Linked DNA regions of Mus musculus: all the other regions are linked to region 4. A link is a loop called in an ENCODE intact Hi-C map of the cell type or tissue named here. Cell type or tissue: left cerebral cortex. All regions are shown on one strand. Links, peaks and the distances in the headings refer to the core of each region. The heading gives the core; the rest is flanking DNA. Region 1 has its middle 22 kb from the start of Gm36639. Region 2 has its middle 11 kb from the start of Gm36639. Region 3 has its middle 28 kb from the start of Gm36735. Region 4 has its middle 4.3 kb from the start of Gm36354.

Region 1 (7,677 bases), core at 876-5,875, 110 kb before region 4:
TAACCAACTTAACACAGTTCACTCCCCCTCCCTCCCTCCCTCCTTCCCTCCCTCTCTCCCCCCTCCCATTCCTCTGTGTCTCCCCATCTCCAGGGTTCCCTAACCCCAAGGCTGATGTACACAGAGATTCCTCAAGCACTCCCCATACCTAGTCACTTTGCTCACAAAGGGGCTTCCTGTTAGAATTTCCATGACAATGCCCCTGAGAGATGCCCCAAGGCTTTGGCACAGAAGAGTAAGTCCCCTGGTTGATGGGGTTGAGTGGCCAGTGGGGACATATGTCAGTTATGATGCTGCCATCCCAAACTGCCCAGGGCTCTCTCCAGCAGATGGCCTTACAGAGGCAAAAGGAACACGAGAAAGCTGTCAGGGGTGAGTGAGCTGCAGAGATGTCAATGAGCTGAGATGCTGGAGAACTTGGTGCCACGCCCTTCCATGCTTTCTCTCTCATATTCGTGAGGGCCTAGATGTGGCCATGTCTAGGAAAGTCCAGGTCTTGCCCATCTTCACCTCTCACTGGTCCTTTTTCCTAAGGAAGCTGGGATGCCCTCACCTCAGGGTCTTTGTACCCGCTGGCCCAGACATCTCTAGTGTAAGGTCTCAGCTGGCCACCAACAGGATCCCAATCTGCTTCTGTACCATGCAGCGGCACCTGTGGAGAAGCACCCAGCCACATTATACCAGACTACAGCCCTGCTCACTCCACACTCCCATTTTCTGTCAGCTTCATTCATTGCAGTACTAAACTCTAAATTCCATGAGGATGAGGGTTTCGTCTGCTGTGTCCAGTACCTAGAGTGTGGTAAATTCTCAATAAGTGCTACTGATAAAACAAAATGGATGGATGGACAGATGAATGGACGGACAGATGGATGGATGAGTAGATGGATGGATGAGTAGATGGATGGATGGTTGGGCAGATGGATGGATGCTTGGGTGGGTGGATGGGTAAGTGGTTGGTGTATGAATCAGTGTTCTGTCAGTATGAGAAGATATCTGAGAAGTCTTGTAAGGAGGGAAGGTTTGTATTGGCTCCCATTTAATTTGTCCCACTTTTTAGAAATATAGCAAAGTAGTATGTCTCCATGAAAGAGCAACTGTTAACCTGCAGCAGGCAGACGAAGAAGAGGAGGAGGGAGAGTCTAGAGATAAAAATATCTCCTTTAATGGCATTCCCCCAATGATCTGTGTGTCATTAGCTGAGAACCATCAGGAGAGATTCCCTGGCATTTCGGATCTAATCCTACCAAGCTGGTCAGCTGCCTAAGAACTCACTGGGTGGGGACGTGTCCTACCTGGGCTATGTGGCTGCCTTTTGGTTCACTGGTTCCTCATGTGCGCTCTGCTTGGCACCGGCTGGGTCTCCCTCTGGTCTGCTCCACTCTCGTTTATTCTCAGTCACCCCAAGTCTCCTCTGAATCCCCTGGGATGCTCCCATCTCACCTCAGGCCCACCACAGCCAGGGTCACAATTGTCACGGAGCACTGGAGAAAGAAGAGGAAGCCTGGCTGGGAGAGCAAGCTGCTCCTCTCTGCCCCTGGGGTCTGTGAGGAGTGACTGCAGGCAAACCTCTGCTGTGGCTCCAGGAAACCAAGCAGACAGGGGATTAGCCTCAACAAAACTCAGAGCCTTGGCAGTTAAATTCAAATCAAATATAGTTTTTGATGTTAATTCAAGGAGTCTAGGCAAAAGAGCTGAGGGATTTGCTTCTGGAAATTGTATCAGGAGATGAAGGAATTGTAACTGCTGTGAGTCACAAGAAGAGAGTGATTTGGGGATCAGGAAGAATCCACTCAGAGCAGCTTCCCTCTCCCGTGGTGTAGGTAGCACCAATCTCTGCTGCCATGGTGACAGGCTGGCACCAAATGCCAGTGTAGAGAGGAGGCAGCCCTCCTCCCCTCAAAGTGCAGTTACTGGGCCTCCAGAAGCAAGAGCCAGTCACAATGACTGGACAAACAAATGAGGCAGGAGCCCACATCCCACGCAACACAGCATCCAAAGGTGCTCTGTGGACATCTGAAACCTTCAGGAACTGAAGCATGGCTGTCTAAGTGCACAGTCCCCTGCCTCAACTTCCCTCCACTCTAGTTTTTTTAAATGATGGCTTCAAATAGCAAACGTTGATTGAGTGGCATTGGGTCAGGGGTCAGGCACTCAGGAAGGGTGAGTCAATGATCTGGAGCCCTGGATGCTGGAGTAGCTGGTGGCTGAGATGACTAACCAGACATCTGTGTTAGTCAGCTCTCCATCTCTGTGACAAAGTACCCGAGGCTCATGGCTTTTATAGGTTTCTGTCTACAATCCACTGGCTCCATTGCCTTTGTGCCTATGGTGAGGCAAGCTTGTCATAGCAGGTGCTGGTGGCAGAAGAGGCCGTTCACCTCAATGCTGAAGAAAGGCAGAAAGAAAGGGCAGGGTCCCGCTATCCCCCTCAGCTGTGGCAAGGCTGTGTTCTAATCATTGAAAAGTCCCCTTCCCCAACCCAAAGAAAATAGGTAAAACTGAGCAGCAGACCAAGGAGGAGGAGGCAGGGGTGTGCTGTCTGATGGTAGAAACAACTGCCTAGAGCAATGCTTTCCAGAACATTCCATCACTCAACCATGCCTAACATCTCTCCTGTCCATTGCAAAAGTGGCTACCAACTAAACCTTTGGAATACAGCAAGGGACAGCTCGTCAACGCCACTTCGTTTTTACAGAGCATAGAGACAGCTACGATTGGCTAACAGCTTCAACGGCCACCATGATGGGCCCAAAACAGTGGCTGGAAGGGACATTCTTAAAGTGCTTGCTGTGAGCATGAGGACCTGGGTTTAATCCCCAAGACCCACAAGAAAACCAATGTGAGGCTGGAAAGACAGCTCAGCGATTAAGAGTACTTGACTGTTCTTTCAGAGGAGCTAGATTTGGCTCTCAGCCCCTACATGGTGGTTCATAATCACCTGTAACTCCAGTTCCAGAGGATCCAATGCCCTCTTCTGGCCAATGTGGGCACTGCACACACACACCATGCAACATACATACAAGCAGGCAAATACTCATACACATAGAATAAAGCAAATCTTTAAATAAAAGACAATCTATCAAAAGCAATGCTTTACATAAAATATAAAAATCTAAGACAGTAGAGAAGGGAGGGGCTCGTTCTCACCAGCAGCAGAGAATTAAAAAGTGTCCAGAAAAAGAAAACAAGCTAAGACAGCGAAATGCCTCATTTGAGCAGAGCTTTGGAGCTCAACGAAGAGGCACAGAGTGGGGGAAGATGGTGAAGAGTCCAACCAACCCAGAGCTGCAGGAAGATGCAAAGATGTCAATCTGCCAATCAAAATCCAAACTGAATTTTTGATTAAAAAAATTTAAAAAGAGAACTTGACAAAAGTATTTGAAATGTGAACAGATTCATCAACGAGAAAGAGTGGAGGGGCCAGAAATTGGTCCATGAACATCAGTGTTTAATAGCTGGTAAAGATGGCAAGAAACCTGGGAGAAATGATGGATTGTTTAACAAGTGGTGTAGGGAGAGATTCGGGGAAAATAAAGCTAAATCTCTCTTGTACTTAAAAAAAAAAAATCCCAAAGCATTAAAATTCAAATGTCAGAAATGAATCTAAAAATGTAATAGAAGAAAACGTGGGTGATTTTTTTTTTAATCTTGGTGTGAAAAAAGTCTTTCTAAGCATGACATAAAACCCAGAAGCCAGAATGGGAAAGACTGACAGATTTGACTAAGTCTGAGGCTCAGGTCAGCAAATACCCATCTAAAGAGATAAAAGACACTGGAGACGCAGCCTGACTCAAAGATCAACTTCCCCAAACAGGAAAACAATAGCAACAATTAGGAGCCATGGAGGAAGGAAGTCACAATGCATTAGAAAGCCAGACAAGGGGAAGGGTCAGGAGATTTACTAGAGACAGGCCTGTGTCACATAAACAGGCACAGGAAGTGACCACTACCAATGGGTGCAAAAGCAAGCAGAGTGAAGACTATAACATTCCCCTCCCATGGCAAGAAAATCATTGAGAGTGCTCCCTGCCTCCAAGGAGCGGGCAGCGGTGGCATGGAAACAGAGAAGGGGCTCCTGTGAGCTGCTGGTGACAACTGTCTTGTCACTTTCATAGCTTTCGCCTGGCAGTTTTGCATCTAGAATTGGGTTATCTTCCAATCCCAGTTCTCAAAGCTCATTGTGAAAAGCAGGGTGGCATGACACCCTCCCTTATAATACATTTGTACACACACAACCAAAGGTTAGATGGCGGCAACTGGGTGACCCACTGAGGCCTGTGAGCCTGCAGAAGGCAAGGACATACTGGTGATGAGGCTGTTTGGGGCAGTGTGCAACTCACTGTCAGGAGAAGGGTGAGCACCCCTGCATCACCACCGCCCCCTCTTCCGTATTACCCTGCTCTTGGGAGCCACTCCCGCCCAGGTGGCTTGAATGAGAACTATCTCCCCATACTCTTACATGTGTGAACACTTGGGGGAAATTATGGGACCTTTGGAGGGAGACCATTGTTGGAGGAAGCATGCCATTGCTGCCAGGCCTTGAGAGTTTAGAGCAGTGATTCTCAACCTGCAGGTCTTGATCCCTTTGGGGGTCAAACAACTCTTTCATGGGGGTCACCTAAGACCATGGGAAAACACAGATATGTGCATTACAGCTCATAACAGTAGCAAATTTAGAGTTGTGAAGTAGCAATGAAAATAATTTTCCAGTTGGGAGACACCACAGCATTAGGAAGGCTGAGATCCCCTGGTTTTGAGCCTCCTCCAACCTCCAGCTCCACCTGTCTGCTTCCTGTGTGTGGCTAATTATGTGATCTCTCAGATTCCTGCTCCCGTGGTCTGCTGTCTGAACTTTCCTGCTATTTTAGACTTTCTCTGGAACTGTAAGCCAAAATGAACTTTTCCATAAATCGCTTTGGTCATGATGTTTGATCACAGTGCTAGAAAGTAACTGATACACCAGCCTTCCCTCCTATTCTGTATTGTATAATCCTAGTCATCTCGTGGCAATCTTAGGGCTCATCAGTTCTGAGTACCCCAGATTTAAGATGTGCTTCCCCAGCCGGGCATGGTGGCACACGCCTTTAATCCCAGCACTCGGGAGGCAGAGGCAGGCGGATTTCTGAGTTTGGGGCCAGCCTGGTCTACAAAGTGAGTTCCAGGACAGCCAGGACTACACAGAGAAACCTTGTCTCGAAAAACAAAACAAAAAATGTGCTTCCCCATGCCCTGCCTCTGTTTTGTCCTGCCTGGTGCTAGCTGGCTTTAACACTAACAGATTCTTTGTCCCCTTCTTCCCCAACATCCTAGCATTGTCTTCTTAGTACCCTTCATAACTTAGGGAGTTGTTTTTGTTTGTTTGTCTGTTTGTTTGTTGTTTTGGGGGGGTTAGGTTTGGGGTTTTTTGGTTGGTTGGTTTTTTGTTTTAATTTTTGGAGATAGAATCCTACGTAGCCCAGGCTGGCTTTGAACTTGCTATGTAGCCGAAGATAACCTTGAACTTCTGCACCTGCTCTCTCTATTCCTGGCTACTGGGATTACAGTTATGTACCAACTTACTTTATTTCTTTTTTTAGCTGCTTGCTTTTCTCCTAGGATAACTTCCATGAGGGCTAGAGCTGTGACAGACTTACCACCCTCAGGGATGACCTTCACTCACAAAAGAGTCTTGATTCCCTATCCCCTCCTTCTCTGGGGCACGCCTCATCCCTGCTCCCTTTCAGCCTCTGCTCCTGGAGGCCTGCACACGGGGGAGGCCGGTGGATCCCTGGCACTCATGGCCCCCAGACTCATCAGCTTGTAGAGCTCTAGGTTCAATGAAAGACATTGTCTCAAAAAATAAGGTAGAGAGGCACCCCAGGAGATAACTGGTATCAACCATTGCTCTCTGGCCCCACATTCACACAGAGACATACATTCACACACACACACACACACACACACACACACACACACACACACACACTCCACAGACCCTGGAGCATATGGCAAGAAAATCCACACTACAGAGAACTCCTGGCCCAGGTGGAAACCATAGGTAACAGAGTGTAATCGCTGATGGCTGTTAGAGACCCTCTCCACATCAGCCAGGTGCAGCATCAGGACACCTAACACAAGTAGAACCTGGTTTGTGGCAGCTCATCACAGCTGGAAAACCCCTCCCAGTCCTTGAACCAGAGGGCCAAATACCATGAGGACCGAAAAGGTAGCCTGGGTGCTGTATGCATATGAGCTAGGTGGTCACGACCTCCCTGAACACCAAGAGGGTTTCTTAGAGATGCCAACCTTCCCTATTGTTTCTCCAGGACCTAACAGAGACCGCATCTTAAGACAGTTGACTGTGGTAGAGCTTACGCATGGCTCACAAGACTGTGGGGGAATGTCACTATCTAGTTGATGCCCTGCTAGAGTGTGCTGGTCAAGGCCCTGGGTGAGCCCCCTGAGGGATCTTCCCAGAGCATGTGCTAGGGCCTTGAATGTGTGGCCCTTGTCCTGTGACTAACCTTACAATGGGGCAGTTTTGTGCTGCAGCAGTCACAGAGGCTGCCTTTGCTCCAGCAACCCCTCCTCAGTATCTACTTCCTCCTACCACAAGCCTGCTGCTGGGCTCTGCCGCAGCATCCGGGCCTACACCACACCCGAAAGGCCAAAAGTTCATGGCTTCTTGACTCAGAACCCGTGGAAACGCTGTTGAAAGACCCCTCGTCTTGGCCCCTCCACTACAGATGGGTTGGATGCATCTTTTCCTCTGCAGTCGGGGCACGAGGAAGCACAGGCCAGGCACACCGGGTTTGCCTCACCGGCAGCCACGCCTGAGCCACTCCCCACCCCGACCCAGAAGGTGTGAGCAGATTTCTCACCGTCTGCCACTGCTCATTGTTGGAGGGAAGCACCAACCCCCGGCATTTGTTTGAAGGAAATTAGATCCTCACCTCCCCACTAATGAAGCCAGGCTGTGCAAACAGGGAGGCGAGGCAGCAGGCTGCCTGTCTCTCTGGCGGGTGGTGGCCCAGAAGTTGGCGCCCCAGGTGTCTCCCGGCAAGCACGACTGACAGAAGCCACCCACGCCAAGCTGGCGCACAGCTTCCCCAGGTGACACGTCTTAGTGGGTGTGTATCCCAGCCCAGAGCTGTGAGCCGCAACCTTCCTGGCAGCACTCGGGGCAGAGAGCACCCCAGCTTAAGAGAGACCTAGGTCTCTCCTCACCACGGGCATCCAGGCTCCACAGCATCAGCCTCTTCCTCCATACCTGGTAGAACCACTGTGGACACATGGATCTTTAAAGTTTCATTTTAATTGAGATAAAACTCTGTAACATAACACTTGCCACTTTAAAATGGACATGCCAACAGTTTCTAGAATGTTCACTTCTTTTAATCACACCCAAGGAAACTTGGTATCTCTAAGTCGTTCCTCGTGCCATTCCTTCAGCTCCCAGAAGTCACTAACCCGCTGTCCCGCTCTGTGCATCTGCTGCCCTACCAACAGAGTCACATGATTCCTGATCTCTCCTGACCAGCTTTCCACTCAGCACAGTGTCTTAAAGATCAATCATTACAGAAACACTTTCTTCAGTCTTCTGCATGGCTAAATAGTATTCCACGGGCTGGTGAGATGGCTCAGTGGGTAAGAGCACCCGACTGCTCTTCTGAAGGTCCGGAGTTCAAATCCCAG
Region 2 (7,677 bases), core at 1,238-6,237, 99 kb before region 4:
AGCCCTACAAAGTAAGAGGGATGCACTGTGGCCTGGGGCTTAAGCTTGACTTTTTAAAAAGCCTGTACTATGCTAAATGGAGGAAGCCAAGCACAGAAGTCACATGCTGCATGGGATAGCATCTGGAGTGCTGGGCCGGAGGGGGCAGACAGGATCACTGCAAAGGGGTAGGAAGCCAGTTTGGGGCTGAAGTGAAGGAGGGGGTGAGGTCCTTGATTGCCAGGGCAGCTACCTTGCTGTAGCTATTTGTCAAAACCTACTGAACTGTGTACTCAGAGGGGTAAATCCTACTGTATGTAAATTCTATCTCCATTTATGTAAATTACACACCCCTGACTTGTGCAAAAGTCAGCTGAGTGGAAGGGAACTGTGAGATAAACAATCACACAGGTGCCGTGCTGAGGCGGCGGAGGAGGGAACAGACAAGAGACAGGGTTACTAGATGAGCTTCCCTAAGCCATTGGGGGCGGTTAGGTAGCGGTTCCCCCACTGCCAATCTTCGAGGTTGGGTGTTGGTATCTGTCCTGGTTACAATGAAAGCTACCCCCCACCCCTGCCAGGACGGAGCAGGAGCAGGCTTCTGAAAGCAGGCAGTCAGTGTAGAAGGTATTCCTGCCAGGTGCTGTAAGGTCAGCAGGTTGGGGATGACAGCCTGCAGCAGCGTGGGGAGGCAAGGACCCTTCCTGGAGTCCAGGGGAAGGATAACTTTGGAGCTCTGGAAGTTGCGGCTGCTCAGGGTATTTGTCCTGGCCCTGAAATGATCTGGGTGTAAACAGTGTCCCAGAGGGAAAGCACACAGAGGAAGAAGGGTTTAGTTTGCCCTAAAGATATGCTGGCAGGAACATTTCCTGTCTCTGGGACCTGGGAGGATCAGCAAGTCCCCATGACACAAAAGCACTAGAAATAGTAAGCTAAACACAGGCTTCCTTTGGACCGGGATAAACTCATGCCAGAAGAGGAACTAAACAGAGACAGAGACTTAAAGAAAGCTGTCACAGGGGCTGGGGAGGGACTGTAATAGACCACTTTCCTTGCACAAATGAGGCTCTGAGTTCTATCCCTCACACTGGAAAGGGCAAACACTCTGTCACTCTGGGATGCATACGGTGTTAACCTGGAGTGAGTCTCTAGCTAAGCCTGCAGTAGGACACAGGATAGTTGGTGATGGAGTGAAGAGACATCCACTGCCAAAGGAAGTCACTCACACGACATTCATCACACAGGCTCCGCCAGCTGCTGAGGGGTCTAGCTCCCGCACCTCTATAAGGCCTCCAGGGGTCATTGCCATTTCTTCCTCCAGAATACAACTCTGCAGATAGCTCCTGTACCTGTGGTACTCCCCACCTCTGTTGATAACCCTAACCCTAGCCTATCTAATTCATTTGGGAACCAAGTTCCAGGTGCACTTTCCACAACTCAGGGAAGCCATGACACCTTTAGACCTCCAGGGTTCCAGCATCACTTGCTATGATGAACAGTTTCACATGTCAGGAGCCAACGAAGGCTAGAACTGACTAAGAGAGAAGATGAGACCACACAGAGTCAGGTCACACATACAAGACATGACCACTGTCCTCCACTAAGACCCAGACTCGCTGGGCACTTGCTGGCAGGATATAAGAGGATAATGGAACAGAAAGGGTAAAAACAGACAGAAGACAGGCTTCTGGCTGCCTAGGACAGTGACAGGCATGGAATGGCTCAAGCCAAATGCATTTGGGAGCACTAGGCTTTTGCACTGGGCCCTACTGGCACCCTTACAGATATGGGTCGTGCAGAGCTGACATCAGGGATAAAACTAAGGCTGTTAGGTGGCATGTTCCAGACCGGGGCAGCTTCTCCCTGGTGGCTGGGGAAGGGGAAAGTCCTTAAGGCCTCTCTGCCTAATCTTTAGGGCATCCTCAACATGAAGTCCTTTACTGGCTTTTCTCTTCTACCCAATGCTCTTCACACCTCCCTCTCCCAGGTTCCTACCCATCCTAATGTGGTGAGAGTGGGGCTCCTTCCTCAAGACCCTGTTTCTATCCAGTTGAAACCAGTTAAATAATAGGACTGCACAAGTCGAGTCTATACCTAGAACTCTCCCTTCTGTTCGACCCCCACAATCCCAGAAGTGCATAGCCTGGTTCGTTCTATTCATAGGATTTGCTGACTCGGATAGCAGAGACTGGGGTGCAGGTGGGTAGGGCAGCACGGGCTCTACACCAGTGTCATTTCTGTCTGTGCCCATGATGATGAACTCAGCTTGAGCAGAGGAGACCAAGACCGTTTCTTTGAAGCTACTGGAGAATGTCCAGGGCTTGCAGTAGCCTAGAGAAGCCTCCGTGCCTATCCCTTCTCACTTGAAAGCAGCAGGGCGCCTGTACTCCTGTGTGTGGTCACCTCGCTGCCTCTCCTGCTTGGTGGGGGTTGTGGAGACTTCTGGGCTTTAAATCCTAAATTCTCAGCAAGGACTAAGGAGGGTGGCCTTGGGCAATGCCAGTCAGGGACCTGACACAGCAGCTCCTAGCCCTCAAGTGGCTCCACACTCTGAGTCTGGCCATTAGCTCTCTCTGGGCACCAGGAAGCTGCCACTCTCCCTGCCTGGCTTTTAGTCCAGCACAATTAGGACCCATTATTTCTGCCGTGTTGATTCTTGAAAAATCATTTTAAATTGCCATCCTTTCTCTATGCTTTGGAAAAGGAACGCACCAAAGAAGATGAAAACAGAAAAGCGTGCCCACACCCCCCGCCTGGCTCCCTATGCCCCCCTCGGTTCCCCCATTTCTCCTGACCCGTTCCCTTGGCAACCAGCAACTGGCTGCTGCAGTATTCAAAGGGAATCTCACAACCACACATCAATGAACGCAGGGGATGCTTCCAGCTGCCTGAGATGAGAGGATGGACAGACAGCCACCCAGCCACCCCAAGAAGACATGCAGACCGACAACCATGAAGAGCAGAGAGAGAAAGACAGAGGAGGAAAAAAAACCCAGCTTGCTGCAGGCAAAAAGGCAGAGACCCCAGTGATGCCAGGGTGGCTAGGCTGAGTAAAGCAGAGACATACAGGCAGGATGGAAGAGAGACACAGAACGGAGCACAGACAGACAGACAACCAGACAGGCAGGCAGGCAGGGCATGAGGAGAAAGAAAGAAAGCCTGGGACAAGGCATAGTTGGAGTGGAGGCTGGTGATATAAGCCACCTGCTCTCCTCTTCTCTCCTCCTCCCTCCTCTTCTCCCTCCCTTCCTCCCTGCCCTCCTCCCTCCTGTTCCCAAGCAGACTTCTCTTGTCAGGCTGCACTTTCCTCTCTTCCTTCGGCCTTTCTGCGTCTCCGACCATGATTAGCTTTCTTCCAAACCGGACAGGTTCCAAGTCAGGCACATTGTCCCGACACCATCTTGTCCCTGGCTAAAAGTGGGAATAACTCTGCTACAGTCTCTGAGGTGTTATTTCTAAATTTCCAGCAGGGTTCATAAAGAACACAGTGAGACCTCTCTATAGAAAGCAGCTCCGGGGAGGCCAGTGGTCCCTTAAGGATGAGCCCAAAGCTCAAAGCACCTAGATGGCCCCACATGAGACAGAAAGAGCCTCAGCAAAGATCTCAGTGCTGGCTCTGTTTCTGACCCCTGCCTCGCCTCACCCCAACCTGTCCCCAGAGTCCTGGGCTTCTTACATGTGCCTAAAAAGTGTCGGAGAAGGAACCAGAGGAAAACACTGCTAAGGTCAGAGGTTGGAGTCAGGGCAAAGGCCATGGGTCACTCTCAGAGACAGAATGACAGGCCAACTTGGAAACCTCCTCTGCTCTGCTGTGGATCACCATGTACAGCTCAGAGCCTCCCCAGGTCTGTATGCAAGCAAAGAGCTTCAGCCCACAGGGGCCACTCCAACAGGGAGGAGTGTTGGCTCTCAGGACAGTGTTGATTAAAAGGACCAGAACCAATCCCAACCTCCCAATAGGGAGGTGACACACCCAGCAGGGAACACGGAGGCAATGCAGGCTGCCGAGGAGCCCAGGACATAGCTGGAATGGAGGAACCTCCTGAGTGCTGGAGAACCTAAAGGATGCCCTCCTCCTGGGTACTCAAAGAGCCTGGAGGAAAACTCCCCTGCTGCACCATGGAGGAGTCTAGGGTCCCTTCTCTTGGATGCACAGGAAGCCTGTGGGATGCCTCCCCCATGTGGGTAGGTGCAGGCTCAGCAGGACAAACCGTGCCAGGCTTTCAAGAGAAGCTGAAACATGGACTTTTAATGCCCACTCTTAGTTTAATTATTGATGGCCAGTTCCATTTTTAAACAGCTGAAGGCAGAATGAGATTCCAGAAGCTAAATTGCCACCTGCAGTGCTTGCCTATGTCAGTAAAGAGTGAGTTGTAGGGTCTCAGTTTAACAAAAGGGGGCGCCCTTGTCGGGACTATGGGTGTAGGGGGAGAGGCTCCTCAGAGGCCAAAATGCAAAGTTTCACCCATCTCTGCCCAGGAGGGGTGGGTGTGGAGTAGAAGACCTCAGTTGAGAAGGGGGAATGGTCAGGGGGGGACCTCAGATGGACAAGAGACTCAGTGAGGCCCTGTGTGGTGTCTCACAAGAAGTATCACTGTGCATGTCTTGTGACCTCTGCTCACAGCCAGCAAAGTGACTCACAGAGAGTCACCAGCCTATAGCCTCTGAGGCATTCACAATCCTGGACAGCAGGCTGGAGCCTCTCCCAAGAGGACATCCAGGAGCTGCCCTGAGGCCACCAGGGAGTCCTCTGAGTTCAGCCAGGATCTGTTGAACGGTTGTAGGGTGGGGACCTCAGGCAGGCTTTCTGAAGCACAGCCTTTGGGCTCAGACCTAGGAACACCAGCAGGTGTCCTACTAGGTTAGCAGAGTGTAAGCTCTTTACAGCCCCAGTTCATGACCTCAGCAGTCAGGCCAGGACTCAGGAAGGCTGCTGTCCTTCAGGGGTCTATAGAGCAACTGACGTCATGGTGGAGGTGGTCCAGGTGGCCAGGCCTGCAGAACTGAGGGAGATACCCACCATCCCACCCAGCCTCTTTACAGCTTCAGCCTGCCCCTGCCAAGCCTGCCTTTGTATCAATTCCCGGTGGGCTTAGGTAGTTGATGTTCTGTCACTTGTAACCAGATATATATCACCCTGAACTTACTGGCTTAGTTCTGGGTTCTTAACAAGATCCCCAGGTGATTCATGCCAAGCCTCACTTACGAACAACTGATGTTCACGGATGCCAATTAAAGGGTTGTGTGACTGGACCCAGCTATTCGTGAGGAATCCCATTCTGTATTCCCACAGGCCTTCCCCACACCCGTGTGAGCATCTCACGTGTTCCCCCATCCTTGCAGTCCACAGCAGGACAGGAAGAAGCCTGAGGCTCCACCCATTCCAGATCAGCCCCAGGTCCTTCCCAGGAAGGAGAATGACATGGAATGGAGGACAGGTCTGTGTCACAGGGACAACATGGAGAACAAAGGGTGGGATCCTATTCCAGGAGCTGCCAGCTGCTCTGCAGAGCACCAGGCCTTGGCTTTAGGTGCCACGTCTGTGTGCAGTCACGTCTGGAAGGTGCAGCATATGGATATGGGAGGGACAAAACCACAAAGGTCACATCAGCTTCCTCTCAGATGTCTTGTGTTTGAAAACACGAGCTTTTCCTTGATCTTCCTTCCTCCTTGTTAGAAATGGAGATGTGATGACAGGAGCCGGTGCAGCCTCTCTGGGTCTGTGATGGTTATGCCATATATCGAGAAACACAGAGCTGGAGGACTGTGGGGAATCAAAGAACTGGAACTATGTGGAATATGTAAGCAAATAATAACTCCACATATAATAGAAAAGTGGGTGGTGGCCAGCCATTAAATACTAAAATGGAATGAGGGGAAAGTGCATTTCCAGGGAGGGTCTGGGAAGAACTTTGTGCAGAACTAACATCTAAATGCAGCCCTAAATGAATGAAGACAGTGAAGGGGACTTAAGAGGAGGACTGCCTCATTAGGGTGTGGAGAGACATGTCGGCCATAAACATGATTGGTGAGTTGGAGCCCAGTACAGACTTGCTGATGTTAGAAGACCCCACCAGGAAACAAACAGACAGAACATAGAATGGGGAGGATATTTACAATATGCACACCTGAGAAAGGGCTTCCATGTGAGGAGAAAGATAAAGCAGCAAGGAAAGATGTTGCTGGGTGTGAGTGGATAGGACCACGTGTGCACACAGCTTGCCAAGTTCGCTTGGTGATGTGCGTATGCACATGTGCTGAGGGGTGACCATGTGGGGTTGGATAACCTCTCAGGATCATGCCTGGAGAAGACTGACTCTCCTCCTCTCCACAGCCACCCACTGCCATCACCCACTACTGTAGCTCTTCATCTGCAGGTGGAACTCTGTGAGATCACCCCATCCTTACTCAGTTGGGGAAAGTCCATTGATTAGCCATTTTGGAAAAGAGACTTGCATGCCTAAAGCCAAGCAAACATACCCCAAGTGAGCCTACTTTTAGGTCTGCACACCACCAAGAGCCTGGGCACAACTGCAAGAAAGAGGCACACACTCAAGCTCACCAAGGCACTGTGGACACCCCAAATGCAGACACACCCCACTACTAGTGACAGAATGTTTTAGTTAGGGTTTTACTGCTGCGAACAAACACTATAACAACTCTCATAAGGACAACATTTAACTGGGGCTGGCTTACAGGTTCAGAGGTTCAGTCCATTATCATCAAGGTGGGAACATGACATTATCCAAGCAGGCCTAGTGCAGGAGGAGCTGAGAGTTCTATGTCTTCATCTGAAGGCTGCTAGCAGAATACTGACTTCTAGGGAGCTAGGACGAGGGTCTTAGAGCCCAGGCCCACAGTGACACACCTACTCCAACAAGGTCACACCTACTCCAACAGGGCCATACCTTCTAATAGTGCCACACCCTGGGCCTAGCATATACAAACTATAACACACAGTGACACTAAGAAAGGTAGAATTGTACCCTGGAAGACAGAGCCTTCTGAGTACCACAAGCACGCAGGCCTCTGCCCCTTTCATGCCACCTCCCAGCCTCTGGCTTTATGGACAGAGTAACCTGACCAGAAGTGGATGGTGAGACCAATCAGTAGTGGGATAAAGGCAGTGTTGTGGGACTCTTTGCAGGGAGGTCAAAGGGAGAAGACTGTGGCATACCAGTCCTTAGTCATAAATCTATAACCAATTGTATGCCATCCACCTGCCTAGTATCAGACAGTGTGTCCCACATGAGGAGCACCCAAGGCAGAAGAGAGGCCAGGTGGCTGAGAGACATACACACAGCTCCCCTGCTGGAATCACTCCCTTTGCCACAAAAGCTCTCCGTGGGGTGGGGAAGCACTCACATTGCCTCTGTGCACCCAGCTGTAGGGAAGACTGGCCTCCCACGGTTGAAGCTGATGTCCATAACACCCTACCAAGTAGGCTGTGCGCTGCCTATTTGTCTGTCAATGCGACATAAGGCAGGGTCATCTGAGAAAGAAGGAATCTCAGGTGAGACCATGCCTCCATCATATCAGACTGTGGGGACATGTTCTTGATTAATGATTGATATAGGAGAGTCCAGTTCACTGTGAGCAGTGCCATCGCTGAGGGAGTGGTCCTAAGTTGTCTAAGAAAGCAGTGAGCCACAAAGAGCGAGCCAGTAAGCAGTGCCCCTCCCTGCTCCCTGCAGCAGC
Region 3 (7,677 bases), core at 842-5,841, 310 kb before region 4:
CAGCCGTTAGTATAAACGAGAAAACAGATCTATAAAGATGAAGCTGCTATGGAGGAAGTGGGTTCTACCTGCCATGGCCTGACCCGACCTCTGTGCCCTAGGGTCCCCCACTGATGGGAGCCCAGTCAAGGTCTCCTCTCAGAGGTGGGCACCTGGAATTTAAGCAAGGCTGTTGGTGTGTTTAAATACTGTCATTGACAACTGTAAGTGGGCTTATGAGCCTTATCGGCTTAGATTTGTATCTGCAGGAGAGCCGTTCATCTTAAATAAATATGTTTTTAATAATCTCTGAGTATTTATGGAGCATAAAGCTGTCAGGAGCAATGGAGATGAGGATTCCTGAAGTCGCTTGCCGCACAAGGCCCTTGCCGAGTCATTAAGGAAACCGGCTCCCAGCAGGATGGCAAGTTCTGCTGCCAGCGCGAACAAACGCGCGAGCGATTATCATCCCAGAGGATTTTTAATAAGCTGGGGTTGGTTATTTAACCTACAATAACTACTTAATAAACATAGTAAATTACTCGCAGGTTTAGAAATATCTGCTCCTCCCTAGCTCCTCCCAAGACCACCTGTGCCCTGGAATGGCTCACAGGAAGTCCTGGTGTGATGCTCACCCTTCTGGCTGCCATGGTCACCAGTGCTGCCATGGTCACCAGGCTGGTAGCTGCTCCAGGGTCCGGGAGCAGCAGGGTCTGGCAAGGGTTTGCATTCTGCTTTATGCGTACAGTTAATGGGGTGCACCTCTGCCTGATTTCAGCAGGAGTCCAGGACAGACTCTTGGGCCAGGCTAGTCCACCAGGTTCACTTTTCTGAGCTGGGCCAAGGTATACAGCTCTCTGTCAGGGTTGAGGTTCCCATCCTGAGCCCACCACCTTGGATGTCCCTTCTCTGTGACTTGCTGCCCAAACACAGCATTCTTACCCAGGCATTCATGGTTCCCAACAATAGGGCAATCAGCAAACACCCATAGGTCTGAGATATACTCACAACTACCAACTCTCAATTCCTATGAATCTGCCATCCCTATTTATATCTAACATGGCTGAACATTGCTCAGCGCCAGCTGCCAATCAGACACGTCATACAGACCTACTTACGCCCTCCTCCCTTCCAAGCTGTGGGGCAGAAACTGTTGGTATCTCTTTTAACAGATGGGGAAACTGAGGCTTGGGTGCTTCTCTAGGTGACATTTGAAAGTGTTACATCAGGGATTATACACTCAGATCATTTACTCTGTGTGTGTGTGTGTGTGTGTGTGTGTGTGTGTGTGTGTTTCTCTCACACATAAAGTATGAGCCACATAATGTTATCCAATGATCTGTGAGCTGCCCAATGTCCTGGACTTTTCTGTCTCTGTCAGCTCAGTCTGCATAACAAACACACCGCATTGGGAGGCTGGAAACCCAGGGTCAAGGAGCCAGGGGGTTCTAGTCTGGGTGAGGACTTGTGTCCCAGCTTTACACCCACATCTTGCTGTATCCTCCTGTGCTAGTCCCAAAGTGTCTAGCTTACTTTCTACCACAGGCTCTGTCTACCCATACAAAGGACCCCTCCTCCAGACACCCTATGGGTAGAGGGTTAACCCGTGTATGTAAGTGTGACACAAAGCTTTGGCTAAGGCAGCTTGAAACACTGGGATCCTATTTCTCCTGGTCCTTGGAGTGCACGGGTGGACACAGCCAGGTGAGCTTTCTCTTGCCTCTCCCACAGCCATGGTCAGATGGAAACTGGGTCCAGAGTCATCCTGGATGGCACCCCTAATTTATCCCTGATCAGGGCTCTGAGACTAGATGAGGCTAGAGATAAGGGGGTGGGTACTGCCCCCACCCCCACCCCACATGGCTTAGATCTAGAAACTTGAGGTTGTGAGGAACATAGAAAGGACAGGTACTAAAGAAACAACAGGCACAGAAAAGCTGGGGTCAGGTAGATGGTGTGTCCTCTGATGGGGCTGCACCAAGTACTGTTAGCTACTTAGGTTGTCTCGAGAGGTGAGCATTGTCAGGCTGTAAGCATCTGGAAGAGGAAGCTGCAGTGGCTTGCTTTTGCACACACTGATGAATCATTTATAAACTATCATACTTGGACCAGAAGAAGGCTTTACCCTTCCGAGCCTGACCTGAGAAAGGCTTTGCCACTCCATAGGTATGAGGCATTGGTCTTTGGAATGGCTGTGCCTATGTCGATAATACAGATACCCTGAATCTCTGACCAAGACTTTGTTGTCCCTGACCCCAAATTCTGGGGGCTTCTCTTTCCTATGGGGCTTATAATACTGAGCAGCATGGAAGGTTGCAGCCTGCTCGTGTAGGCTCATGGCCCATGGATCGCATACGCTCAGCAGCATGGCCTGGATAGGAGGGACGGTCAGTTTTTATTATCAACTTCATACAACATCAAGTCACCAGCGGAGAGAGAACCTCAACTGAAAAACTGCCTAGATCAGATTGGTCTCTGGCCATATCTATGAGAAAATGTCTTTATTGATGATTGATGAGGGAGGGCCCAGCCCACTTTAGGCAGCACCATCCCTAAGCAGGTGGGCCTGGGCTGCCTAAGAAAGCTAACTGATTATGAGTTGTTAAGCCAGTCAGCAAGCCAAGTCTCTTTATGGTGCCTGCTTTGGTTCCTTCCTTCGGTGTAAACTGTGCCATGGGAGTTGTGAGCTGAAATAAAAGTTTTCTTCCCCAAGTTGCTTTGACCAGTATTTTATCACAACAACAGAAAGGGAACTAGAACAATGTGGAAACCTTGTCTATCATTGGCATTTTTTAAGTATTGCTGGGGGTGACGAGTGGGGAGAACCCTGGACAGGGCTGCGTGGGCTGCTGCCCAGTGTCAGTGATGAAGTTTCACACAGGAAAAGGAAGATGGTTCAGAAGCTTCACACAGGCCAAGCTGGGGGGCAGCGGGGACAGTCAGTGAGGCAGGTGGCCCTGAGAAGACAGATGCACTGCAGCTGGTGCAGGTGGGGGTACCGGAGGCTCCCCTGGTACAAGGGCTAGAGGTGCTACTAGTGGCTTTGTTGGGTCAAGAAGGGCTAAGAGCAAGCAGGGACAACACCTTGAAACAGCGATGCATGTCTGGAGCAGGCTGAGGAGATGAAGCAGTCAGAGGACCTGCTGGGGCTGTGGTGGCCTTTGTGTGTGAGTGCAAGTATTTGGGTATGTGAGTATCATCTGAGAGTGTGTGAACACATTTGAGGAGATGAGTGTGGGAGCAAGGGGGCATGTGCGTGCCTTCCCAGGTCTCGGGCTCTATCTCTCCCCAACTCTCTCCCTTCTATTAATTCTCCTAAAACCGACCCCCAGCATTCAATTCCCGTCTTACTTAAAAAAAAGTTTTATTGTCAAATATTTGACCAACTCTAAAGCTTGAGCCATATGTTTTTTTGGGTTGAGAAAGAATTAAGAGAATCTGAAACGAGAGGACATGTCAGACTCCCACTGCTCCCCCAACTCCATGTTCCATATCCTACACTACCACGCCATTTTGCTGGCCAGTCCTGGTGACAAGCAGCTGCCTCCCCAACCACCTCCCCAGCCCCCTCCCCCAAACTGTTTGGGCTTGCTGCTTTTCTTAAAAAGCATCATGCAAATGGAATCGGACCTGTGTATTCTTGTGTGACTTGATTCTGTCAGGGGCATTGTCTCTGCCACGAGTTCCCGCTGCCGTGCGTACCTACACATTAATCACTGCCGAAGCAAGTAGCCCCTTTGTCTGAATTGCCCAGCACATCTGCATTCTCTGGGGGGCAGGCACATGAGTTGCCTCCAGGGTTTCTTTTGTCCCAGGGAAGCATAGCGCCACCATGAGGGCCTTATAGAGGGTTACACAGTCAGGGTTGGAGTGAGTCCCAGGGTTATGGATGTAGAAGTGGTCAACTGGACTTTGCCACCCCACTCCCCATTTCACCCCTGTATGCTGGAAAGGGGACTGTTTGGATGAGCTGATGTCCTTGCTGGCTTGATCTGAGCAGGCTGCAGTCCAGGGAGACCAGAATCCTGGAGCAGGATGAGGAAGGGCATCCTCCAGCTCAGTGGCCCCTGCAGTCCAGGAGAGGCACTGGTGGGCTCCATCCATGTGCCTGTGCGCTTGGCTCACAGCAGAGCTGTGCAAATGCCATTTCTCTGGCTCAACCAAGCCATGCAAAATTCACCTATGGCTGAGGAAATCAGGATCTGGAGGGAGGTGGGGAGCTGTCCAAGGGTAGGGCTGCCCACCAATCTAGATCTAGGCCTCCTCTGCCCCGGCTGCTCAGCTGCCCTCTGCCAGAAGAAAGCTAGCATGTCAGCTAAAGGCACATGACTGACTCCGTGCGCAAGGTGGGCGTAGGCTCTGTGGCTGGTTTGCAGGCAGTCAATAAACACTCCAAGAAAATGCTTCTCTTAAGAGCCAGGCCCTGTATGAGCTCCAAGCTCATGCTATGTGGGAGAGGAACCCCACTGGCTGACACCCACCAGGCTCCCCTGCACCTTTCAGTGCAGATGCTGCTCTGGAGAGAGCTTGGAATGCCTGAATGACAGGATGGCTTTCTCTTACCAGCAGGGGTACCAGCTGGAGTTGGAAAGTACTAGAAGCCAAGGGGCTACTCCCCACTGCATTGACTCCCCCCAGAATCTCCTGGATTTTTGCACATCTGTGACTGAGGAGTTGGGGACCCAGGAGAGGTTATCCTTTGAGGTCTCCAGGGAAGTGGGGAATGGAGAAAAGCAAGAATTCAAGTTGATATTCACCCAGGTCATACTTGGAGGTCACTTATTATTCATACATGCCTGCACCTGGCAAAGAATCATGGAGAACCATTAGTTCTCATGAGGTTCATAAGGCAAGAATCCCCACACAAGGACCCCTGTTCCACACCTCCAGGATCAGCCATGTTCCATCTGCACTGGAGGAATCAGGAGGCTATGAGTCCAGCATTTTAAGTCCCAGCCCTGGAAGTTAGAGCCCACATTCAGGAAGAAGTGGTGGACTATCTGTAGGTAGGCAGAACTGAATCTTGTGAGCTCAGTACAGATTCACTGTGATAAACCAGGGGAAAGCAGAGCAGGAGACCGTGTGTAAAAGGGCACAGGTCTAGAGGCTCAGGGATGGAGATAAGAACAGAGGTACAATGGATGCTAGGGGGAGGTGGGGCTCTTAGCACTTCTGGATCCTCTGCTGTGGGTCAGAGATTTCCAGAATGCATTGTACCTTTCCAGGGTCTGGGAAGTTATGCTGGCTATCTCCCACTCTCTTAACTGACAGTTCCTGCATTCTGTCCCCAGGGCTGAGAAGGAAGAAGGCAGATTCTGGGTGGCAGCTGGTAGCTGTGGCCTCGGGGACACCATTTCCTTCGGGGAGCACACCTTTGCTCCTCAGGGTCCCACCTAGTGACCCAGTGAGTAGTGACAAGTAGGTTCTCCTTTTCAAAGGAACATGAAGGTCTATAATGTGTTCAGTATTTAGATTGTGACAAGGGTCCCTGCCACACAGGCTGGCTTACAGTCAATCAGGGTCTCCTGCAGCCAGAGGCCAATGGTCTGTGAACAAGACTGTCCCCAAGGGAGATGAGGATTGAGTCAACAGGGATTCGACCTCAAGGGTACCTCTGAAGAGGATATAGAATTGAGTGACCAGGAGGCAGTACTGAGACAGGAACCCGAAAGGAGTGAATGTGGCTGCAGAAGAGTTGGGGTGAGTGCCTGCCATCTGTGGGTGTGACTTACTATGCTGAGCTCCATCCTAGACTAATTCTGGCTCACTCCGACCAGTTCAGGCCTTGTCCGGAGCTAAAATGATGGACTCAGATATTGTGTCCTGCTAGCTGCCTCACCTGCTGAGGATTCCAGTCAAGTTTCAGAGCTACTGTGAGCCGTTTTCTTCTTGCAGCTTGTATGGCAGCAGTGACCACCCAACAGGCTGCTGCATGAGGGGCAATCCATCACCTATAGCCCACAGCATGGACAGTGGCTGCTGGTAAGTGTCTTGCTTGGCCCTTCCTGGCTCTGCAACATGGACAAGTCTTTTGCCACCTGAGAGCCCCAATTGTGGGGACAGAGTTTTCCAGAGCATGATGCTGAGAAGACACAAAGGAACTGATGGTGTGCTCAGGGAACAGGTGCTGTGTCCCTGGACTTCAGGTTGTCTGGTGCCTTAACTGGAGTCGGACCCTGAGCACTGGCTGATTGAGGCACTCCTCGTCCCTTGGGCTGATGTTTCCTGCTGCCCTGTGGCATGGGTCCCTGGGAATCTCTTAGGACCTGATGTTCATTCGGAGGAACGCCCCTGAGTAGACATCTGCAAGCGTGCGGTGGTAGGAGAGTGTAGAGGGGAGTGAGGTGTGAGGCCCACTCTTTTTTCCTGTTAATAGCGCGTGCAAAAGCCTCTTCTCCATCGGATTCAATTTATTCCCATCTGGGCCCTGCTGTCTCCATCAATTCAGCTAATAAAGAGAGGTGGACGTCTGTGACCCAGGCCACTGCAGAGGCCTCTTCCAAGCTAATTAACCGGCCCGAACAATCCCTTTTAATATCTCTGTACTTAATGCCTTAAAAGGGAAGACTGAACTGGGGGAGGGGGAGGGGCTGGGTGGGATGTAGAGAGGCTGCAGCAGCTGGCTAAAGAAAATATGAGGGCAGGTCTCTATCCTGAGGGAAATTCTGCTTTGTGACAGGTGGACAGATCCGGGATCACCAGGGGATAGATTGTACCCTGGCTGGGGTAGTCTCTATCTTGGATTGGTCTTGATGGAGTATCTAGCTCCTTCTCTTGAGCCAGCCTCAGCCCAGGCTGGGAGCAGGGCGCAGCCTGGGGATGGGGGAGGGGAGAGGTGTGGAGCTGTCCACCCAGCCGTGCTGAAAATGCTGATATTGCAGTCTCCAGGGGCATCAGTCACTAGCTAACCCTGCAGTTTCTGACCCTCTGCATGTTTTGAACTTTCAAACGTGCCCTTTACCTTCCCGAGAACCTTTCCCAAGCCCGGCAGTGCACCTCCTGGTGGCCTTGGAGCATAAGAAGGGAGGGTACTGTAGCTATTCCCTGTTCCCTGGAGAGAATGGTCTTCTGCAAACAAGACCTTGGGAAGACAAGGCTGTAATTACAGCAATCATTTCCAGGCTGATGGCAGGTGTGGGAGGAGATGAGGGGAGGGAGCTCACTGCAGGTTGGGTGGGGTCAGCACACAGGCCATTAGGACCAGGCTGGCCATTCACACAACAAGGTTCAGATGGCTAGACCTGCCCTTACACACCCACATACTACTCATGGCCTGAAGAGTAATGGGGACCAGACAGATGGGATCCAGCTCCTGGGTGGGGGCTGCTGGCCCACTTGTTGTGTAAGATATCTCCTTATTATCTGGGAATTCTGGGACATGCAGGATTTCAGGCCAAGCTTCAGCCCGCCCCTCCCTAGCTCTGTGGCTGTTGGCTTATCCCTCGGAGCATGCTTCTCTATTAGTTTTATACCCCGAGTTTCTCAGGGTGAGTGAGGTGCCAGGCTCAGAGCAGAGGCTCCATAGATATAAAAACGAGTCTTTACAACCCTAACTCGTATGTGGGTTGTTTTGTTTTGTTTTGTTTTGTATGAGAATGTCTCCTATAGATTCATGTACTTGAATGCTTGGTTCCCAGTTGGTGGAACTGTTTGAAAGGGATTGGGAGGTGTGGCTTTTTGGAGATGTGTCAGCTACTC
Region 4 (7,677 bases), core at 1,379-6,378:
CCTCTGTAACCACGGGCCTGGCACTCAGCCCTTCTGCCTCCCAGTGTAAAATGGAGTCGCTGTTCCCTCCTCGCTGCTGTGTGCTTGCTTCAGTGTAGAGTGAGCTGAAACACTCCAAGGACTCGGCACAGAGCTTGGCACGCAGCAAGTGCTAAATGAGTCTGGTTATTCTTAGATCCTGGGGCTGTTCTGCTGGTGAGGTAGAGAACTAAGAAGTCACTGAGCAATAAGATCACCCAGAGAGGAATGAGTACCACCAACCAAACAAGGTAGTCATGAGGAGCACAGGGCAGGAGGGGCGCTCCTATGCACAGCCAGAATAGACCTGAGTCCAGACTGTTGGCTTGGATCACCGTGGAGCAGGAGAACATCAGAGAGGAGACTTGAGCCCCAGAAGAAAGTCATGGCGATGGAGAACCAAAGTTGTCTCTATCCCATTCCAGGGAGCACTGGCCCTCCTCTGCCTGGTACTGGCTTCCAGAGAAGGCAAGCCCAAGTCTGGAGGGAGAGATGAAGCAAAAAAAAACAAACAACAACAAAAAACAAACAAAAACAACAACAAAAAAAAAACAAAACAAAACAAACAAACCCTCCACACCTTCTGCGCCTGCTCTCCCCTGAATGTGCTCCCAAACCAGCCTGGATCTGAGGGTCTAAGGCCTTATACTCTAAGGCCAACCAGATGATACCCCGTGGTCCACACCCATGTTGTCATCTTTGTCTTCACTTCCAAATGAGGTTCATGAAAGCCCACAGAGGCTCCACGGCTAGTGGGAGCAGCTTCTGTGGAAAGGGTAAGCATGCCTGAGGACTCGGGTCCTCAGCGAGCCTCTGCCTACCTGGGAAGACAAAATGGGGAAGGGTTTACACAGAAGACAGAGCAGCAGATAGATAAGGGGTCTGCTGAGCTGACATGGGATTTCCACAATGCCCCTCCCCCACTTCTCTGTGTTCCCCTCCCCCTCCCCTCAGGAAACCACCCTTTTTTTTTTTTTTTTTTGTCTGAGAGGCTGCCACTGACTAGAGTCCCCAGTTGCTAGGTGATGAGAACTCAGTCTGGCAGGCAGAGTATGGAGAAGGGCAGGGGCTGGTGGGCTTGAGTGCACCCCCCCACATGTTTCCACAACCCTTCAGACAGCTGGGCACACAGACCCACAGGCCCAGTGGCAGGCAGAAGCAGACAATGGTAGTCGCAGGCAGGCGCTGGGCCCCGACAGCACACTCACACCACCAGAGTACACCCAAACAATCCAAGGCTTCTGTATATAAACACCCCTCACTACCCAGACAGACACAGCAGGAAGACAGGAGGCTTGGATTCACACAAACACAGGCACAGGTGCACCCCAGATGCCTGCTGCTCTGCAGAGGAGGGAGGGGCCGCACCAGGCTTTACTAGAGATCAAAAGGACCCCCCACCCAGGGTAGGTACAATGGGACACCCAAGGAGAACCACATCCTCTCCCTAAGAATGCTCCCCACCCCATCCATCCCTACCTCCCACATCATCTAGAAGACTAGAGGCCATCTTCAGTCCAGAGCTAAACCAGGTTTTGTGCTTCACTTTATCTCCTTTGCTGGGGACACTGAAAATGCACCCCCCCCCTCGGCATTTGCTACACAGATCAGACTAGCCTCATACTAATAGATCTGCCTACCTGTCTCCCAAGTGCTGGAATTAAAGACATGCACCACGGTACCCAGCAAGTGACCCTAGGACTTTTACAGAGGAGACAGGCACATGTATCCCAAGAGACCCTGACCTGGATGCATTTGATAAGAAGAAACTGAAGTAGTGATGGGGGTCATCCAAAGGCTGAGGAAGAAATGTGAGTTAGGTGCTTTCCTCCTTGCCTTGAACAACTACCTGACAGGTAGCAGGTTAAGGAAGGGTGTATTGTGGCTCACAGTCTGAGGGTGCAGCCCATCACAGTGGGAAATCCTGGCAACAGGAACATGAAGCCCCTGCTTACAGTGCACCCACAGTTGGGAAGCGGAGAGATGACCCTCTGGGGCTCAGCTCATCCTCTCCTTTTAAGTGGGCCCTGGCACACAGGGCGGGCTCTCCCTCCCCAGCTGACCGCTGGGAATACCTCAACGACTGCTCTGAAGTGTGTTCCCATGGTGATCTAAATCCAGTCACAGGGAAGGAAGATTAACCATCACAGGGAGCCACAGTGGCTGCTGCCCAGGGACAGGATGCTCAGCAGGGAATTCAGTCCCTGGGAAGGCTTGTGAGCAGGGAGTGTCATGATTTCTCTTGGGGAGGCAGGTCTAGAAAGGAAACCTGGGTGTAGAAGACCACAACCTTGCAACAGGCTGAACCAGGGATGGCCTTGGAGACTAAAAAAGGAACAGATGTACAATTTGGCAGGAATAAGACCAGGTCCTAGGCATGGTGGGGTGTCTCCCATTCCAGGAATAAATCCAAGCGCCTGGCCCTCTCCTTAAGTGAGCATACCAGTTGACACAATAGTGCCAACAGCATGAAGCTAAGATCCATTGTCACCCTCAGAGGCCACAGGTGGCAGCTCTTGCCCTTTGACATGCACTGTGGTTTGTGCTCTGTAGGAGCAAGGGGAAGATGGGAGCCATAGACCAGTTAGGGACTGACATAGTTGAGCACTCAGAGCTTCCAGGGCAAGCCAGCACCCAGCATATGCAAAACACCTCTGCCTGCTCAGGTGTGATAGCCCATAGTGGCTCGAGACTCTCAATTCCCCATGTAGACCCAGCCACAGCAATTATACTACAAGAACATTCTAGAAACTTTACACCTACCACGGGGCATGAGAACAGAAATTTAGAACTTCTACTGTGTATCTCCCCCCCAAAAAAATAAATTGGCATATGAGAGCATACAAAAGTCCAATCTCCTCATCAGGCAACCCTGTCCCTTCACGGGGCCACGCGACAGATTCGAGCTGGCCTCTCCCAGGCTCATCCTCCTTCACATGGCCTGTAAGTGGATTTGTGGATTATCATCTCTGGATTTAATTAAACTAACCCTAACAAAATGCACAAGTGGCTTAAGAATTGTCGTCCTGTTCAGGAAGCAGGGCTGGAGATAAGGGAGACAAATGCTTAGTGAAAGATTCGGCATCAGCCCTGCGCTTCATGGGTCCCCTGTGCTTCATATACACGGATGCCGACGGACCTGAAGATCCTCCCCTCCCCCGGGGGACAGCGATGTTTTATATCCTTATGTGGGACAAACTAAGTAGTGAGAGGCATGCATGTTACCCTCCAAGGAACCCCTGGGCACACTTCTTCCCCAGGGCTGCCACAACTGCAGGTTTTTTGGGAGGTCAAACCATTATAGTGAGTTTGTATTGCAGCAGAGATGAAAGTGCAGTAAAAAATGTTAAGCATCTTGGGCTTTTAAACTATTTTGGAAATAGTTGTGAGCTTATTACTGAAGAATCTCTCCCTCTCTGTCCTCTCTCTCTCTCTCTCTCTCTCTCTCTCTCTCTCTCTCTCTCTCTCCCTCTCCCCCCCCCCAAAGTTCAATCCTTGAAAAGCCCTCCCCTAGCTCCCCCTAGTGGCAACGTGTCACATAACCAAGGTGCGCTGAAATAGATAAGAAATGGATACTGCTAGGTGATGTAGTAGTGTTGACGGTGTCATGAATGCCTGAGCGGACACAAGAGGAATCTGCTTCACCCCAGTGGTTTCTCAAAGCCCACAAGTCAGTGCAGAAATGAGATACCACCACCAAGTCACCAAACTCAAGGAGTTCCCTAAAGAAACCAGCAGTCCTCTTTCAAAATCAGAGGTGTGATAGGCAAGGAAAGACTGAAGAACAGTGCCTGGCAGGTCAGCGGAGACCTGGGCATCACCATTCCTGTTGAGCTACCCCAGCTTGCTCCTTGCCTCACCCATGGACACCAATGAGAACCTCAAAGCCTCAGCTGACTGTGTTGTGCCTCAGGCAATATAGGAGCCTGGCTTATTCCCCAGAAATCAGAAGAACACAGGTGGAAAACAGAGTATCTCATCACCCGTGAACAGGGATGCTGTGGCTTGGTTCTAGACTCCAGAACAGTGCAGACCTTTAATTTACGATGAGGTTGTTTCTGCCAGCTGTCAAACAAGCTGGAGTTTGACTTGTAACTAAGCTAAAGGCAAGCTTGGGTCAAGAGACAAGACAGAGGCCTGTCTGGATGGCCTGGACCACAGAGTCTGAAAAGCCTGGTGCAGTCAGCATAAGGCTCTGAGGTCTCTGTAGTGCCCATGGCTGGGGCAGGAGGCAAGCTAGGGCAGCTAAGCAGGAATGGGGATGTCCAAGTGATAAGGGAGGAGGGAGACAGATGAGCATCAGTGAGCCCTATGAGGAGACAGTTGGCTATGAGAGCATCTCTCCCCTGGAGAGCAAAAGTTAGGCCTCAGAGGGGCTCTCTTGGGAGACAATATCTGTCACGGGGCACAGATCCACCTCCTCAGGAGGTTGGCTCAGAGGACTGTGCATACACTCCCACGGGAGCTAACACAGCAGGGACGGGAGCCAGGGGCCCCGCTTGAATCATCAGCATGTTCTGAGCCTCCTGCTTCCTGTTTAATGAATGAAGGAGACAGACTGGGGGAGGTGGGGACACTGACTGGATGCAGCCCAAGCCTTAGTCCCTTTCTCCACAGCACAGGCTCCTCCAAGTCTCTGATAGAGATGGGTTAAGTGTTAAGATGGGATAAGATGAGTTAAGCAGTGGTACTCTGGTCCTGGGCTCCCGGTCCACCCGCTCCCTGCTGGGTCCGGCTCCAGGTTAATAATGTCAGTGGCCCAGATCCGGTGGGGACCAGCAGGAGAAGGGCTCTACTATAGTTACCTCTGCTGTGAGCCACTCCTGACTTCCCAGCATTAAACAGCTTCCTCTGAGCTCAGCTCTGAGGGACAGCACTTCACACAGAGCCCAGCAGGGTAGCTCACCTCCACAGGTCTGAAGCTGGGGGAGAAAAGGGGGGGGGGTAGGAAAGCTGAGGGCTGATGGTGACTGCAGCCACTAAGGATTAAGAGTCACTTGGAGCTTCTTTGTCACAAGCATCACTGAGGGCTGGGCTAGGATGCAAGTTGTGTGGCTGGCTACATGTGACCTTTCTGCACGGCCTGGAGTTAGAGTGTGCGGTAGGTTCCCGCCGGGCTGCTACAAAGAAGGCAAAATCTGACTCCCACCTCTAAGCAGCATTCTGTCCAAGTTGTGGGAATCAGAAAGGTTGGCCCAGATCCAAATATGAGGCTAACCCCTGACAGGGGCAGGAAGCCATTGCCATGGATCCTGTGCACTGGTGCATGTTCTGACCCACTTTAGGAAATGCCTCTTTCTGCAGGGTTCTTCTGGCCCTGTGTCTATACCCAGGTTCACATAAGGATCTTCCTTCTGGCTCTGGATCGCCTCTGTAGCCACCGCCATTGCAGTGTTAATCCAGCCCACAACTTTGTCTACTGGTCTCCATTTCCCCGCCTGACACTGCGCGTGGCACAGTGACCCACAAGAGAGACTCAGCTCCTGGTCTGCCACGTCTTTTGGAGCAAACCATCTTGTATGAGGTTCTGACCTCAGGAGCAGCTTATGTCATCCATGGGGAATGGGGAGGTAACTCCTCTGACCCCCTCTGCCTCAGGCCTGCACCCCAATCCTCTACATACCCCCAGCCTTCACCAACTTGGTCAGTATCCTGCCCTGGGCTGACACTCCACTCTGACATCCTCTGGGTCCTCTTTTTCCCTGAGCGCAGACCTGGGGACTTTAGTCCTGTGACCCTGATCATTCCACTGAAGGACCAGCTTCCTGAAATGTCTCAGAGATGGAGCCAACACCTGCCAGCTGCTTATCACCCTGCCCTCTTATGTCACAGGTCCAGGCAAGAATACAGCCCTATCCCTGCAGGAGTTCACATCCCAGGAGACTCATAGTGGCTGGAAGAAGGGGGGACCATGGGGTGAAATACAGGTGATGGAAGCAGGGAGGAGACAGGGCTGGGATCAGGTGGCCCCTGATCAGCTGCCCTCCCTGCAGAGCTGTCCCCTGTAGGGAGGGGCATGTCCCATCCAGGCATCTCTCTGCAGCTGGAATGCTGGCCCTGCTTATCTGATCGGGGCTCCTGAGAAACTCCCATAGGTGCTGTGTAATTACGACTTCCCTGGTGGTTAACTCTGAGTCAAGTTAGCCAGGTTAAACCAATACTCAAGCTGAGGTCAAAAGTCAGTCCTAGAAGTTCCTTCAAGGGTGTTTTCTAGACAAGGTTCATATTTAAATCAATGGACTTTGAGGAATCAATGGATTGGAGTCTACTGATCCATCAAGTCAGTCTCACTTGATCCATCAAGGCCAGAAGAGTGCAGAGGCTGATCTCTCCTGCAGGAAGAAAGGCTTCAGGATGCTCTCAGATTTGAACAGCTAGGTACCTCTTTCCAGCTGCCCAGCCCAGCTCTAAGGTGCTTGACCTCTGCATGCCTAGGGGCCAGTTCTGCAATCTGTCTCTCTCCCCTTTTCCCTCATGGCTCTGTTGATTTCCTTCTCGGGAGACCAGCTTCTCTAAGGAGCTATCATCTACACAGACTTGAATGACATGAGCCAGGGACACTGACACGCAGACACCTGGGACATGGGTTCAACTGAGGACCTGAGAGCAACTAGCCACTTACTGCCATCCTGCATGGCTGGGAAGTTGGAGACCCTAGCAGAATACAGAGGTGGGGATGGCTGTAGGGCCAACTATGCAGGCCTTGTAAGAGAAGATGAACTGTTCTGAGGAGTGAGGTGGACCGTGGGGGCTGGAGATCCAAGAGGGAGTGATGCTGTGGCCTTTGTTTGCAGTGACAACCACAGCTAATAAGTCTGGGGTATGGGTGATTAGATTCTGAATATGTTTTGGATGTCGAATCTAAAGGCCAGGAATCTAAAGGCTGTGAGCTCTAAAGCAACGAGAGGGATCAGGTGGGCTGAGGGTGTGGTCAGAGTTTAAAGAGCTCCAGAGATTCCTATCCCAGTGGCATGGCAGGAGATGGGCAGTCACTACTGTCCCCTAGGCAGGGTAGAATTTGGTAACACATGAGAGTACAGGAACCATCTTTATCCCAGCCACCCTGAGGCCTATAGGTGTAGACACCTGTGCTCTAGACAAAGACCAGAGTAGCCCCTGGCCCAGTGAGCAAGGACCCTGCAAAGAGAGCGAGACCAGAGCCAAGCCAGTCACCGAACAGAGCCCGGGGAACTCAGGCAAGCTAAAGAGAGAAGACACAAAATAATTAGTGAGCAGAGTGTAATTAAGTGCTAAATTGTGTGTTTCAGACTGGCTGAGCTGCGGGAGTGTGGGATGGGGGAGTCACACCACACAGGAGTGGCTGAGGAAGGGCGACACTTAGAGAGGGTGTGCCACAGAGAGACAGGTTTCCCAGGTGTGCGAGCAATGGGAAGGAGTGAGGCAAATTACAGTGGAGGGGACGGGGGGGGGGGGGTGCTAAGGAAAGAAGCCCCAGAGCAGTGGAGGAGGAACACAGTCCATGAGCCAGGAACCCCCGACATCCTGTGCTATAACTTAGGGACAAACTGTGCTTGTACTCAGGGACAAGAGTGGCATTCAGCTGTGTTCAGATCCAGGGCAGGGTCTGAAACTGGGAACACCAGGCAGGCAGGCAGGCAGGCAGGCAGGCAGGCAGGCAGGCAGTAAGGGAGACCTGGG

The links. A loop is a pair of places that touch in the nucleus more often than their neighbours do. Peaks named below come from ENCODE experiments on the same cell type or tissue, not always from the same donor. Only the 100,000 strongest peaks of a DNase experiment are listed, where the experiment ranks them.
Region 1: a loop joins it to region 4, with 3 times the contacts of the local background. A loop is called at or near these places in 13 of 42 quality-filtered maps.
Region 2: it touches region 4 in a loop (5-fold over the local background); 17 of 42 quality-filtered maps call a loop at or near these places.
Region 3: a loop joins it to region 4, with 2.2 times the contacts of the local background. A loop is called at or near these places in 12 of 42 quality-filtered maps.

Annotation. Positions count from the first base shown.
Region 1 is chr6:89,041,987-89,049,663 of GRCm38, reverse strand. No RefSeq gene overlaps it. Among named protein-coding and RNA genes, the nearest start is that of Gm36639, 22 kb to the right of the region's middle. In left cerebral cortex, for the core only: CTCF peaks have their summits at 1,556 and 2,977 (motif pointing left); DNase peaks (open chromatin) are centred at 968, 1,822, 3,025 and 3,783; H3K27ac peaks cover 1,189 bases.
Region 2 is chr6:89,030,798-89,038,474 of GRCm38, reverse strand. No RefSeq gene overlaps it. Among named protein-coding and RNA genes, the nearest start is that of Gm36639, 11 kb to the right of the region's middle. In left cerebral cortex, for the core only: a CTCF peak has its summit at 4,359 (motif pointing right); DNase peaks (open chromatin) are centred at 2,233, 2,854, 3,158 and 4,316; H3K27ac peaks cover 336 bases.
Region 3 is chr6:89,241,694-89,249,370 of GRCm38, reverse strand. No RefSeq gene overlaps it. Among named protein-coding and RNA genes, the nearest start is that of Gm36735, 28 kb to the left of the region's middle. RefSeq lists an enhancer at 5,452-7,677. In left cerebral cortex, for the core only: a CTCF peak has its summit at 3,817; a DNase peak (open chromatin) is centred at 4,360.
Region 4 is chr6:88,931,828-88,939,504 of GRCm38, reverse strand. No RefSeq gene overlaps it. Among named protein-coding and RNA genes, the nearest start is that of Gm36354, 4.3 kb to the left of the region's middle. In left cerebral cortex, for the core only: CTCF peaks have their summits at 3,367 and 3,569 (motif pointing left); DNase peaks (open chromatin) are centred at 2,154, 3,104, 3,573 and 4,525; H3K27ac peaks cover 884 bases.